3 separate regions of the Homo sapiens genome follow, and all the other regions are linked to region 3. Evidence: chromatin contacts called from ENCODE Hi-C or POLR2A ChIA-PET data. All regions are on one chromosome and are shown on one strand. Each heading gives the region's core, a stretch centred on a gene start or an enhancer-like site at or near the end of the contact. The rest is flanking DNA. Distances are from core to core; before and after follow the strand shown.

Region 1 (4,682 bases), core at 985-3,484, 690 kb before region 3:
AAAGCAAATCTGATCACCCTACTCAAAACCTCCGTGAGAGCTCCCTACCACCTTCAAGACGAAGTCCAAAATTCCTTAGGTGGCTCTCAAGGCCCTCCCTGATCCAGGCCCCTCCTGAGACTTCAGCCTCATTTCTTGCCCCCATGTCGACCCCATTGTGTACCACTGTGTACCTTTAAACCCCAGCTGGATGCTTAGGTGCTGAACGCAGGAGCCCTTCCTGACTTCCTCTACGGAACTTCGAACATGTGATACCCCTCTGTCCAGAAGGCTCTTTCCCTCCCTACTCCAGTAACCTGCACATTTTCACTGAATCTTCAGATTTCACTTGGACACAACAGCCTTCACTAAGTGAGGTACCTGCCCTATGTTCCACTGGGCCCTGGGTTTCCCTTTTTTTTTTTTTTTTTTGAGACGGAGTCTCACTCTGTTGCCCAGGCTGGAGTGTATTGGCACGATCTCGGCCCACTGCAAGCTCCACCTCCCAGGTTCACACCATTCTCCTGCCTCAGCCTCCCAAGTAGCTGGGACTACAGGTGCCCGCCACCATGCCCGGCTAATTTTTTGTATTTTTAGTAGAGACGGGGTTTCACCGCATTAGCCAGGAGGGTTTCCCTCTTTTAAGGTACTTAACTCCCTAGATCCTAGATCCATCCACTTTTCTCCGTCTCTATTGCCACCTTGTAGGTCCAGGCCACCACCATCTCTTTACTGGAATTCTGTAAACTCCTGACTGCTCTGCTTCCACTCTTGGCCCCCTAGGAATCCACCAGAGTGATATTTTTAAAATATAAATCATTCTTTCAAATGTTTCACATTTCACTTAGCAAAAACACTTCAGCCTCCTGGACGTGTTCACAGTCCTCCATGACCTAGCTAGTGCCTTTGCTCCTTCTGTCTCATCTCAGACCACTGGGCCCAGAAGCTGCGGACGCCTTCTCCTATTCCCTGAACACACCACTTAGTCTGGCTTAGAGCCTCTGCGTTTGCTGTTGCTTCTACTGGATCCGCTCAAATGTCACACCCTGAGAGTGTCACACACTCTCTTAACGTCCGAAGAGCAGTTGTCACTCTCTGAAACCATCTATTTGTTTATTTACAGAATAATTACCTTTATCTCACCCTGCCCTCACTTGCTCCCTCCACTTCTAGCAAGTAAGCAGGGAGCCTGGCTATCTTGCTGCCATCACTGTGTTCTCCAGCACCTGGCTTGGTGCCTGGCACAGAGGTGTTGCTCTGTATTTTCGGATGAATGAATGCATAGGAACTAGAGAAGCCTAGATGGATCCGGCTCTGCCTTACTCGCGGAGTTTGGGCAAGCCTGTTTCCTGCTGCGTGAAGTAGGGGGTGGAGGAAGCGGGGTGTTAAGCTACAAGGTGTTGATTAGCTGTAAGATTTCAGCCTTGTTTTCTCCGTAGTCTTCGGGCTGGAGCCAGCCACTTGACGTCCGGCGCCTCAGCTCCCCACCTGTATAATGGGTGTGAACTCATCCCGAGGTCTAGGGGTGGTAGCGCTGCCTTATAAGGCGGCAGAGGCCGAGGGAAGGCGAGGCCGAGTGGGTGGAGAGAAATCACAACATCCGGCTGCGGGGGCTGGGCGGGGCGCCTGCGGCGACCGGGCAAGAGGTCGGGGAACGGCTGCGAGGCCGCAGCCTCCTCCCTGTCTCTCCCTCTTTCGATGTGCGCCCTCCTGATTGGGGCCGACCCAAGGGAATACGGCCACACAAGTGGACCAAACAAACTCGCTGCCAGCCCGCAGGAGGCCCAGGATACGGAGCGCGTCCCCGACAAAACCCTAGAAAAGCCGTCTGCGAGCCAAAGGCCGCCGGGCCACACCTTCAGGCGACGACCCAATCAAAATGCAGTACTTGAGATGACGGACGTCTTCTTCACCCAATCACATATTCGGCCTCCTGGGCGTGCCCCAGAGTACCCACCTCCATTGTCCCGGCTGAGGGCTCGGCCCTAATTGGCAGTTTGGTATCCTACGAAAGCCTAGAAATTCGAACCTAGGGGCTGAACCCCGCCCTCAGACCAACCAGGAAGAGGTGACGTGATTGGTCCCGCCCCCGTACTTCTTTGAGCGAGTCCCCAGCTGGGGGGGCGGGGGAAAAAATGAAGAGGAAGACTAATGGGAAGACGGCGCGGGGAGCTTCTGCCCGGTGATTGGTCAAATGAGGTAAACAGAGGGCGGGGCAGGGCGGGCCAGCGCCGGGGTGGCCCCCGGGAGGGGGCGGAGAGTGCGCGGCTGGCTGCGGCGGCCGGGGAGGCCGGGGAGGCCGCGGCGCGGTCACTGCGAGCCGAGCCGAGCCGCGCCGAGCCGCGCCGATCGCCATCCGGCCTCGGCACTCGCGCGCGATCCCGGCCGGCGGCGCGGCCCGGCGGGCCAGGCGGCGCCACAGCCCATGGAGCTCGAGAACATCGTAGCGAACACGGTGCTACTCAAGGCCCGGGAAGGTGAGGCGGCCGGGTGGGCGGCCGGGCCCGGGTGCGTGGAGCGCGAGTGCGCTGCGTCTGAGCTCCGCAGGGCTACCCAGCCGTCGGATCCCCTAGGCCCGCGGGCCCTGCGCCTTACACCCCGCCCAGACACGAGCCTTTCCGGCCCGTCGTCTTCCTCCTCCGCACCTGCCCCCGGGATTCGGGGCCCAGGAAGGGGCGGGGGTCAGGCCGCCGCCCTCGCGGCGGGTGGGGGTGAAGGAGTGAAAGAAGGTGAGACGAAGAGGGAAGGGTGGGACCGGAGCCCCAGGAGAGCCTGTCTGAGAGGCAAGCCTCCTCCAGGGGAGAGGTGTAAAGATGCCCCACGTGCCAGGGGCCCAGACCCCAGCACCCTAGCCTAATCCCGCGCAAAGTTGGCGATAGGTAAAGCTGGAGAATGAATAAACGGACCCTCTGCGTAGCACAGCCCACCTGACTTGGGGAAACTCCTGGCCACAAATGCTACTTATAGGACTGCCACTTGCTCCGTGCCTCAGGACACTGAGGGCAGAGGTGAATGGATATTTGCCCTCAGGGAGCCCATGGTCTAGTGGGGCTAGCGGACACAGAAAGAAGTGGGAGCAGAGCATGCTGCTCTGTCAGTATTGTAAGCTCAGAGGTCTGGCTGGGGAAACCAGTCTGGTGGACCGAGTGTGTGTGTAGCTCCTCGTGGCTCCCACCCCAGATGTTATCAGGCACTTGCTCTGTGCAGGTCCTGGGAGACACAGAAGGACCAGATCGGGTCCTCACTGCCTTGTGGTCAGTCTGCCCCCACCTGCCACACTCCACCTCAGTAACATGATCACTGACCACCCACTCTGCCCCACCTTTTCCAGGGTGCTGGGGAAGCAGCAGTAAACAAGACCCATCTTTTTGGAACTCCAGGGCAAGGAGGGAGATTGTGACAGTTTTTCCACCCTTTGCTGGGCTTCCAGGCTTAAAAAGTCATCTGCTTCACCTTTCTACCATATTTTACATGTGGGAAGCTGAGGCTCAAACCAGGGATTAGCATCAGTCACACAGCAAGATTGTGATTGACTCGGGCCTAAGACACAGGATGACCGGCACAGTCTATAGGAAGCCCAGAGGAACTTTCAGCTGGGTGCTACACCTGGCACCCCGTGCCCACCAAGTGCTCTGGCGAGGTGCAGCCCAGAAATGGCATGGCAGGCTGGGTCCTCATTGCCTGGGGAGCCTGTCTTATCCCCTGTCCCTTATCGAGCCCATGGGCTAGGCCTTCCTCCCAGCCTCTGGGGGCATCTGCCGATTCTGTTCTGCCTCGTCATCCAACCAGCCAGGGAGGAGGGGTGGGGAGGGCCGAAACAGGCCTTCTTCCCTAGGGCTGTAGCCAGTTAAGGCCTCAGGCCTGCTGATGGCACTGCCTGGCCGGAGAGTGTGGGTACCTTTGGACAAGCTTTGTCAGGCCATGGGCAAGGCACAGGGTGGTATGGCCAGACTGGGGACTGGTACCTCCACTAGAGAACCCTTACGACAACCTGGCTCTGCCCCTCCCACCTGCATGGCTTTTTTTTGAGACAGAGTCTCACTGTGTCACCCAGGCTGGAGTGCAGGGCTCACTGCAACCTCCGCCTCCTGGGTTCAAGTGACTCTCCTCCCTCAGCCTCCCAAGTAGCTGGGACTACAGGTGCATGCCACCACACCCAGCTAATTTTTGTATTTATAGCACAGATGGGTTTCACCATGTTGGCCTGGCTGGTCTTGAACTCCTGACCTCAAGTGATCCGCCTGCCTCTGGCCTCCCTAATTGCTGGGATTATAGGCATGAGCCACCGCGCCTGGCCGACCTGCATGACTTTAAACATGTCTCTTCTTTCTCAACTTCAGTACCCCTTTTTGTGGAACGGTTGGGGGTGGGACATAAAGACTAAAGGAAACCCTGATTGTCACTGAGTCCTGAGCCCAGGCGCCTGGACGGGCTGCATCAGAACCACCTCATGAACTGGCTTTTCATGAGCTTGAGGCTGGGGCCCCTGACGGCTTCTCAAGTGATCTGAGGCCCCAGGTGGGGTTTGGGAACCCTTGGTGTGTGTATACAGTTGGCACCTAATAGATGCCAGCCATGTTTGGGGTGGGAAAGGAGCTTGGGTTGTGGCCATAGGGAGCTGGGTACGAATCCTGTACCCAGGATTGGTCTCTGGGCTTGGTCATCTTGGGTATACTCTGGGCTTGGTCATCTTGGGTGAATTG
Region 2 (4,451 bases), core at 1,559-4,058, 980 kb before region 3:
TACCTTACAGAATCTTCGCAGCCAGTGCTGTGCATTGGAAGTTGCAGATGGGGAAACTGAGGCTCAGGACTGTTAAGTGACTAGTTCAAGGCAGGTCTCAGGCCCTCAGGATGGTTAGTGGCAAAGTAAAGGACTGGGAGGAGCATTGATGAATTGGGGCAATTGGCAGAGGAGTAACTGTCAGTCAAAATGATTGGCTCAAATTATTAGGTGTGAAGAAGGAACCAGTCAGAGCTTGCCTGTTGAGTCGAATTGCCCAGATGGGATTAGCAGGGTGAGTGACCCTAGCAGAACAAAGAGCTGGCCCTTGTAGGTATAGACTCGACTTTTCTCTGGTTGGTCCCAACACATAGACAACTACCAACCTGACTTTGCACCTGAGAATCTTCAGGGTACCTCAGACTCTTCAACAGAAGGAGCCTCCCTGAGGTCACAGCCCTCTCATCAGTCCCGTTCCAGTGGGCACTTTCCCTCTAACAAAGCCCACTTGCTGTCTTGGCAGGGTCTGCATCCGGCACTTGCAGACATGTGCTAAGGGCCTGTTGACTTGGGAGCCTCCATCACTGGACTGTGGGCCTTGGAGAGCAAAAGGGTAAGAGCATCTCGAGCTCCACGCCTGCTGGGCCAGTCGCTGGCTGAAGGCAGGGGAAGGATGGAGTTTAGCTGGCCAGCACTAATGTCACACAGGGCAACGCCAAAAATGGCCTTTCTCCCAGGTGGGCTCAAAGTTAACAGAAGGCAGTGAGTAAACAGTCCACTGGGGCAATAACTATGCACATTTACTAAGCCATGGGAAGAATAGTAGTCACGTGGCCCTCGAGGGCGGTGCCCTCAGCTTGAGATGGAGTTAACTCCAAATCTAATCACAGAAGGCTTTCTGGAGGAGGCGGAATTTTTATGGCGGCCGGATCCGGCTTTCTCTGAACAGCGAGAAGGCGCTTAGCGCCCTAGGGACCAGGTAACTCCTGAGGTGAGCTTCTTGGTGGGGATCAAGCCCAGGGGGCGACGGAGTCCGGGCTGGGGGAAGGGCCCGAGGGGCTGGAGTCGCAAGTTCAGGCCCAGCTTGGGCTCCCTGTCCCGCCCTTCCGCTGTCTTGGGGGATTGGACGCCACGCGGTCGTGCTAGATTCGGTGCTGCGGGCCCGGTGCAGGATGCAGGCCGTGAGGCCCCAGGCCGAGGGCTGCGCCAGCGGGCTTGTCCCGGCCAGCCGGGCGGTCCCGTGTCCCGGCGCAGCTCCGCTGGGGTCCAGATGCCCGGCCCTCAGGGGCGAGGCGCGCACTCCCCGGGGAACCGGGCTGCGGAGCAGGCGGCCCGCTCTGGGCGGCGGTGGCACGAGAGGGCCATCTGCCTGGGTGCCGAGAACTGCAGCGTCCGCGGTGCGAGGCGCGGCCCGTCCCGTCCCGGCCCCCAGCCCGGCGCGCACGCACATACCCACGCCGGCCGGCGCCCGCTGCCCGAGCCCCCGTGCCAGGCCCAGACCTTGACTAGGCGCGGGAGGCGGTGCAGGGACTAGAGGACCCCCTCCCCCGGCGTTCCCCTCGCCCCGCCCGAGGCTGCGAGGACCCCTGGGCTCGGGGGTGGTGAGGGAGCTTCGTCCCGGCTGGGCCCGGGCTGGGGACTCGGCCTCCCTGGGCGGGGGCCGCACGGCTGCAGGCCGAGGTGCGGACGCGCTGTCAGGCTGCAGCCCGGCTCGGTGCCGGGGGTGGGCTCAGCGCTGGGGTCGCCTGGCTTCGTTCCCCCGCGGAGGCCACGGCCGGGCGAGCAGTGCCGGGGCGGGTAACCCGACCCGGCTCCCCAGAGCCGCTCACCCCGCACGGCCCGGCAAGGGGAGGGAGAGGGATGGGGGGAGGGGGAAGGGAAGGGGTGGTGGGTGAGGGGCTGTGGGCACCGCAGGGCCGAGTCCCCGGCCCGTCTGCGCTGCTGTAGGGCGGCTGCCCGCGGCACCCGGGACGATCCAGCCTCTGCCTCGCGGGCGTCGAGCCTGAGACAGGAGGGAGCCCTGGGGCTGCACAGGCTTGGCTCAGGGAGGCAGACCCGAGCTGCTGCCTCCATTTTGTTTCCTGCTCAGCTTGGTCTGTGGTGGTGGTGGTGGTGGTGGTGTGGGTTTGGGGTGCGGCCGGGTAGGGGGTTCGCCTGCGGCCGCGTCTGCTCGGGGCCTGAGGCCTCGAAGACCCCAGCCCAAGCCCCCAGGTGAGCCCTGCGGCAGGAGGGGGGTTGCCTTGGCCTCGGGCCGAACCCAGCGGGCTGAGGGCAGGTGCCCAGTGGATGGGGAGCCTGGGCTGTAACCTAAGATGGAGGCCGGGACTGACGCGGGCCCGAGCAGGGCTGGCGGGACGATCGGACAGGCCTCAGCCGCGCCAGGTGCCGCCTGGGTTGGGGTTCGAGACGCGTAGGGTGCGGGAGCCGTGTGCGGCCCGAGGCCAGCGCCGTGCCCCGAGGTAGGTGAGGGGATCGGAATGCCACCCACGACGCCCGCAGGCCCCGACACTCCAAGGAGGCGCGCGAGGCCCCTGGGGAGCCCGCCTCAGGCCCCGCCCGGGCAGCCGGGCCGGCCCGTAGGCCCCGGCCGCGAGCGGGCGCGCAGGGGGAGGGGAGGGGGCGGCAGCGGCAGCTCCGCTGATTGGGCGGCGCTCTCACAAGCCCGACTTCACCCGCCCTGAACCCCGAAGAGTGAGAGAAGGGAACGCGCGCGCTCGGTGGGGGAAGGGGTGCGCGCGCACTCGGGGCCCAGCCGCACGCGGGCCGGCGCGAGGCGCTCGGTCGCACGCGCGGCCGCGGGGGCGCGCGCGGTGGGGGTGTGAGGAGGAGGAGGCGGCGGCGGAATAGGCCGGGGCAGGTCGCGCTCGCTGCCTTCTCCCCTGAAGAGAGACGCGGGGGGAGGGGGGTGCGGCGAGCGGCCCCGCTCTCTCCCCACCGCTCCGCTCGCACCCCAGTGTAATGAGGGTCACCCCCTCCCCCCAGCTGGCCCGGGAGGGGGCGCGGGGCACGGTAACTAGTGCGCTGGGGTGGGCGGCGGGCAGGCGCGAGGAGAAGGGAGGGAGGAGGGTGGCCGGGCGGGGAAGATGGTGGTGGCCGTAAGGTGAGGGGCTCGGGGGAGGGCCAGGCGCGATGCGGGGTTGGTGGCCGGCGGCGCTGCAGCCGCCGGCCTCCTCCCCCTCCCCCTCCTCCATCACTACCAGCCGGGCTCAGGCCTAGCTGGCCGGGCTGCCGCGAACTTCCTCCCGGCGCGGCCCGTGCCCCGCCGGCCGCCTGCGAACACCTCGGCCTCCGCCTCCCCTCAGGTAGCAGGCTGCGGGGCGCGGGGCCGGCTGCCCTCCCGCAGCAAACTTTGCTTGCTGCTGAATATTGATGAGAGCGATCGGCTCGGCTGGGAGGTGCTGCCGCGGCTGCGGGAAGGAGCGCGGCCCGGGCAGGCGGCGGCGGCGTCGGCAGCAGCCATGTTTTTCGAGCTGTAGCAGCTGCTGCTACCCTGACTGGGCTTCGCTGGCCGCCTCGGTTTCTCCCTCTGCCGGGTCCAGGCCTCTTCGCCCTGCAGCTGCGGATCCAGCAGGCCTGCATTCAGGAAGGCGAGCTCTGGGGTGCAGCCGCCTCGGCCGGCTCGCCTGCGGCCTGCGCACCGCCGCTGCAAAGGCTCCGGCGCTGGCTGGGCGCAGGGTGCAGCGCTATTGTGACCGCTGCGCCCTAGCGAGCCAGGAAGGGGGGGGTACCTTTTTGTGCAGGGTCCAGGAGCCCCCCTCGGACCCCGCAGCCTTTTGCTTTTGAGAGATCCAGCTGCTCGACCCCTGGCGAGGGAGGGGGAGGACTAGTCCTGTTTGAGAATTGGGAATTTTGACGGGCAGAGGGGTTTTAATTTTAGTTCATCCCAAGTGTCCACCAGTCTACAGAGGAGGAAAAAGAGACGGGCTGTTTCTATGTAGCAGGATCGGCCCAGCTTCGGGAAAATGGAGTTTTCAGAGGCTCATCGAGGCCATTTTTTCATCTCCAGTCGGGGGAACTTTTTCTGCCCATGGAAGTGCAGCAGAAAGGCATAGAGGCCACTAGGCCTTGAAGTGGCTGCCATTTTAAAGAGTCGAGTCAGATGGCCTATTAACTCAGATTAATTGCTGTGCTTTTGGATTCCAGGTTGATGCCGGCCCAGGATGGATCAGACCTGTGAACTACCCAGAAGAAATTGTCTGCTGCCCTTTTCCAATCCAGTGAATTTAGATGCCCCTGAAGACAAGGACAGCCCTTTCGGTAATGGTCAATCCAATTTTTCTGAGCCACTTAATGGGTGTACTATGCAGTTATCGACTGTCAGTGGAACATCCCAAAATGCTTATGGACAAGATTCTCCATCTTGTTACATTCCACTGCGGAGACTACAGGATTTGGCCTCCATGATCAATGTAGAGTATTTAAATGGGTCTGCTGATGGATCAGAATCCTTTCAAGACCCTGAAAAAAGTGAT
Region 3 (4,475 bases), core at 779-3,278:
TAAAAATACAAAAAATTAGCCGAGTGTGGTGGTGGGCACCCGTAGTCCCAGCTATTTGGGATGCTGAGGCAGGAGAATGGCGTGAACCCGGGAAGCGGAGCTTGCAGCGAGCTGAGATCGCACCACTGCACTCCAGCCTGGGCGACAGAGCAAGACTCCATCTCAAAAAAAAAGTTCTTTCAGCCAGGCATGGTGGCTCACGCCTGTACTCCCAGCACACTGAGAGGCTGAGGCAGGCAAATCATTTGCCTTAATTGATTTGCCCACCTCGTCTTCCCAAAGTGCTGGGATTACAGGCGTGAGCCGCCATGCCTGGCCAGAAGTTCTTCCTAGAGGTTCTATGCTGTCCTAGCAAGAATTGGTAAGAACAGCATAGAACACAAGGGGTTGCAAATTTGTGGGCCGTAGACCAAATCTGTTCCACAAGTGACAAGATGTTTTTTAATTGAGGTAAAATGTGCATACCATAAAATTAGCCGTTTTAAAGCAAACAATTCAATGACATTTGTATATTCATAACGTTGTGCAACCACCACCTCTGTCAGGCTCCAAAACATTTTCCTCATCCCAGAAGGAAACCCTATGCTTGTTAGGCAATCACTCTGCCTTTCTCTCTCCCCACAGCCTCTGGCTCTAATCTGCTTTCTGTTTGTCTGGATTTACTTATTATAAATGGCATCATTAACACATGTGGGCTTTGTGTCTGGTTTCTTTCACTTGCCATGTTTTGGAGGTTTATCCATGTTGTAGCAGGTATCATCAGTGTTTCATTCCTCTTTTTCTTTTCTTTTCTTTCTTTTTTTTTTTGAGACAGGCTTACGCCATCATCCAGGCTGGAGTGTAGTGGCACAATCTCCGTTCATTGCAACTCTGCCTCCTGGGTTCAAGCAATTCTCCTACCTTAGCCTCCCGAGTAGCTGGGATTACAGGCTCGCTCCACCATGCCTGGCTAATGTTTGGTGTTTTTGGTAGAGATAGAATTTCGCCATGTTGGCCAGGCTGGTCTCAAACTCCTGACCTCAAGTGAGCCGCCTGCCTCGGCCTCCCAAAATGCTAGGATTACAGGGGTGAGCCACCACATCAGGTCTTTTTTTTTTTAAGATAGAGATGGAGTTTTGTGAGTTGCCCAGGCTGTTCCTGAACTCCTGGCCTCCAAAAGTGCTGGGAGAGTTCAGACATGAGTCATCACATGGCGTTCATTTCTTTTTTATGGCTGAATAATATTCCACTGAATGGATCTACCATTGTTTGCTTACACCCTCATCAATTGTTAGTTTGGGCTGTTTCCACCTTTTGGCTCTTTGACTATTGTGACTAGTACTGCCAAGAACATTACTTGTTTGAGGACTATAATTGCCGGATCATATGGTAACTCTATGCTTAACTTTTGAATTAGAAACGGTGTTTTAATTTTTCGAATATGACTCCTTTACGTGTCTGTGTCTGTTTCCATGTCTTCCTACTGTCTTAGTAGGAAGCTCACGACTCATTTGCGTAATTTTTCTGGCCCCTGAAGGCACCTGATTTTGCTGCCCCTAGAATACTTTGGAGGCAAAAAGAAAATAACTCTGTGCCCAATTCAGCCAGAGTCGTGGGGTAAAATCTTTTCACTTCTCAAAGTACTACTGTGGTTCATCCCCAAAGGGGGGAAATCAGGTTTTCCGGAGAGGAGGCGGCTACAATTAGGGAGGTGAGGGACCTCACGCGCCTCTTCCTTAGAGGAGGCGGGCGAGGCGAACGGCGGAGGAGGAGAAGCGGGGGCGCTGTGCGCTCTCTGGGGCGTGGGCCGCGCTCGGGGCTGCCCACCCCTCGGGAACGAGCCGGGGCGCTCAAGGAGGCAGCGACGCGAGGCGCAGCCGGTCCAGGTTTCGCCCGCCACCGCCGTGCGGCGCCTCTGCGGGTCAGGGCCGGGGGCGCGGTCGGGGCCGGGCGGGGCCCAGGTTGGCTCGCGGGTAGGCGGCCCCGCCCCCCACATCCGGGGGCCGGGGCCGGGCTGTGGGCTTGCCGCGCGCCGGTGAGTCAGGCCGGGTTTTCCCTCCGCCTTTGGGGCAGGCGATCGAGCGCCGCGGAGCGCGTCCCTCCCTCGCCAATCCGGCTCCGGCGCCGGCGCCCGCCCGCGTTTTCCCGGCGCCTGCCGCTCCGCCGCTCCGACCCGGCACGCAGTCCCGGCCCGAGCCGACGCCTTGCAGGAGGGTTCAAATCCGCGCGGGGGAGCTGCGACGCGCAAGGGCTGCGGAGCCGCGGGCCGGCGAGCGCGTCGCCACCATGGTAAGTGGGGCGCGCGAGGGGCTGGGGACCCGGGCTGGACTCGGGGGGTGGGGAGGGGTGGGGCGGGTCGCCAAGGTCTTGTTTTCGGGCGTCCTTGGCAAAGCTGCTGTCCCGCTGGCCGAGGCTCCCGTCTGAGAGATGGGCGGGGGTGGCAAGGTGCGGCGTGCGCCCAGGTGTCCCCTGCTCCCGGTCACCGAGGCACCGGATCGGGGACCGACCCCGATGCTCCGCTGGAGGGGCAGGCGGCAGGCTACCTTGCTCTCCCCAACCCCTGCAAACGCGCTTTCCAGGGAGCAGCGCGCGGGACCCCTGCGCCACGGCTGGGTGGGGCAGGCGTCCTTGGCGCCGGCGTCTGACCTCGGCCTCCGCCCCCCGGCCCAGCCGCTCCCGGCAGGCCTCAGGGAGGGGCCAGGAGGAGACGCGCCTCCCACCCCGCCCCCCAGGTAGCTCCGGGACCTCCCGCAGCTTTGGGGAACCCTCGCCTTCACCCCTGCTTTCCTGACACAAATTCCGTGGGGATGCAACCTCGTTTGCCCCTCTGACTTCCCCATGAGATCTCTCGCTTCCTCCCACACCTCCTTTATCCCCCAACCCCCTGCCGGTCCACCAGGCTGCAGCTGCGGGTCTGCGGGTAGGGGACATTCCTAGGTCTTGACCGCCAGAGCACCCGGTCCAGTCCCGGCCACAGCCTTTGGCCCAAGTGAGGGCTGGCCTGGGGACAAGCCGAAATCAGGGCCCTGGCTGTATCCAGAAAGAGAACTGAGACCCGTTGCCTCCCACTGGGCCACCCCCCGACCCCAACCACATAGGAACAGATTGGGCCTGGCTGTCCTCGGGAGGGAGCGGACGCAGGAGGCCATCCTGGGCGCGGTTATCAGCCTCCTCCCAGGGCCCTCCCAGGCAGGGCTTCTCTACCGGCTGGCAGCGTGTGGTGTGCATGTGCCAGACTGTGAATGAATGCGGCCAGCCTGCCTCTGCCACCGCCTCTAGAGCTAGCATAGCGACTCGGAGTCCCCATGAGGCAGGTTTCCTCTATTTCTTCCTGACCTGGGGGGCAGCAGGAGGGATTCCAGGCCTGGTGGACCGCAGTCTAGGGCAGCCTGGTTGCAAGTGTCCTTGGGAGAAACAGGCATGGAGGGCTGGGCAGACATATATGCAATACATACACAGCAGTGTGTGCCCATGGAGGGGAACCCGTGACCCCTGGCTTAGGACAACCTGCTGAGGTAGAAAGGACCTTGCCCAGGGAGTTGAGATTGCTTCTCACTGTGGGATCTTGGATAACTCACCTCGCCTTCCGAGGCCTCAGTTTCCCGATCTGTAAAATGGCGTGAGGGTAATTACTGTCCTGTTTGCCCCCACGAGGCTATTGTGGAGATGAAATGAGATAATGAAATAGAAGGGCTGAGAAAAAACTGTAGACTGCGGTGCAGCCGTGAAGCACTATATGGTGATACTAAGCACCACTTCCGCAGGCTTTAGCCCCTGTCTCTGCCTCAAGTGTCTGTCACAGAGGGGATGGGGTGGGCCAGCCTCTCCCAGCCCCTCTCTGGGCCCCCCTTGCCTACTACCCCCCCCTTTTGGAGCTGGGACATTCCAGTCCCATTCCTTAGGGGCAGCTGCAGACACGCCCCTTAGCAGAGCTGATCCCCCAGCAGGTGGTGGGACCTTTCCCTGGGGCCAGGGCTCAGGAGGGGCTGACTGTAGCCAGGGCAGGCAGCACTCCTGCCCATGTGGGGACTGGAATGTCCCACCCCAGAGGAGATGCAAGGTGGGATCCGAGAGGACTTCTAATCCTGGAGCCTGTGTGCTTTCTCCCCTGCGGCTGAACGTGACCTTAGGCGTGTTACTTCACTTTCTGAACCTCAGTTTCCTCTTGTGAAGTGGGGGATGACAGAACTCATCTCCTGTGTGTCTTGTGAGGATGTGATAGTGCCCTTTGGCGTGACCCAAAAGGGCACCAACAGGCTCTGGGACGCCCCCCTCAAAGAAAGCGCGTCCTCTCCTTCTTTGCTTCCTGGCCAGGGCAGCTGTGTCTTCCATCTCCACCAAGGATTGGTCCGAAAGCAATTCCTCTCCGTGTTCAGAGATTCCAGTGCTGCCTGCTAATCTTGGGGACTGGAGAGGGGTGAGGGGACTGGTGGCGGGGAGCAGGAGTGAAGAGGCCTTACTGGGGCTAGCCAGGACCTGTGGAGAATGTGGCTTGA

Evidence for each region. Hi-C counts contacts between places; a loop is a spot of excess contacts on that map. ChIA-PET counts read pairs that join two places held with the same protein, here RNA polymerase II (POLR2A). Pooled maps may share reads with other maps.
Region 1: a pooled map shows a loop between it and region 3 (4-fold over the local background). The contact joins the promoter of GRK6 here to the promoter of N4BP3 in region 3. A Hi-C loop is called at or near these places in 3 of 37 single-sample maps with no recorded cell type and 4 of 50 pooled maps. POLR2A ChIA-PET finds 5 or more read pairs at or near these places in 4 of 52 experiments (GM12878, H1, WTC11 and 1 more).
Region 2: a loop to region 3 is called in a map with no recorded cell type, with 4 times the contacts of the local background. The contact joins the promoter of NSD1 here to the promoter of N4BP3 in region 3. A Hi-C loop is called at or near these places in 1 of 37 single-sample maps with no recorded cell type and 3 of 50 pooled maps. POLR2A ChIA-PET finds 5 or more read pairs at or near these places in 3 of 52 experiments (GM12878, OCI-LY7 and endothelial cell of umbilical vein).

The regions. Positions count from the first base shown.
Region 1 is chr5:177,424,442-177,429,123 of GRCh38, forward strand. GRK6 (G protein-coupled receptor kinase 6) reads left to right here and starts at 2,235. Exons shown (of 16, transcript NM_001004106.3): 1 at 2,235-2,456. The coding sequence starts at 2,405. RefSeq lists enhancers at 1,319-1,488, 1,909-2,448 and a silencer at 2,159-2,808.
Region 2 is chr5:177,130,965-177,135,415 of GRCh38, forward strand. NSD1 (nuclear receptor binding SET domain protein 1) reads left to right here and starts at 2,809. Exons shown (of 23, transcript NM_022455.5): 1 at 2,809-2,988; 2 at 4,123-4,451. The coding sequence starts at 4,140. RefSeq lists enhancers at 1,800-2,351, 1,844-2,138, 2,352-2,905, 2,906-3,457, 3,458-4,011 and 1 more and silencers at 2,175-2,844, 2,925-3,084, 3,145-3,444.
Region 3 is chr5:178,111,504-178,115,978 of GRCh38, forward strand. N4BP3 (NEDD4 binding protein 3) reads left to right here and starts at 2,029. Exons shown (of 5, transcript NM_015111.2): 1 at 2,029-2,268. RefSeq lists silencers at 1,769-2,318, 2,399-2,718, 3,069-3,118, 3,729-3,838 and enhancers at 3,157-3,670, 3,199-3,258.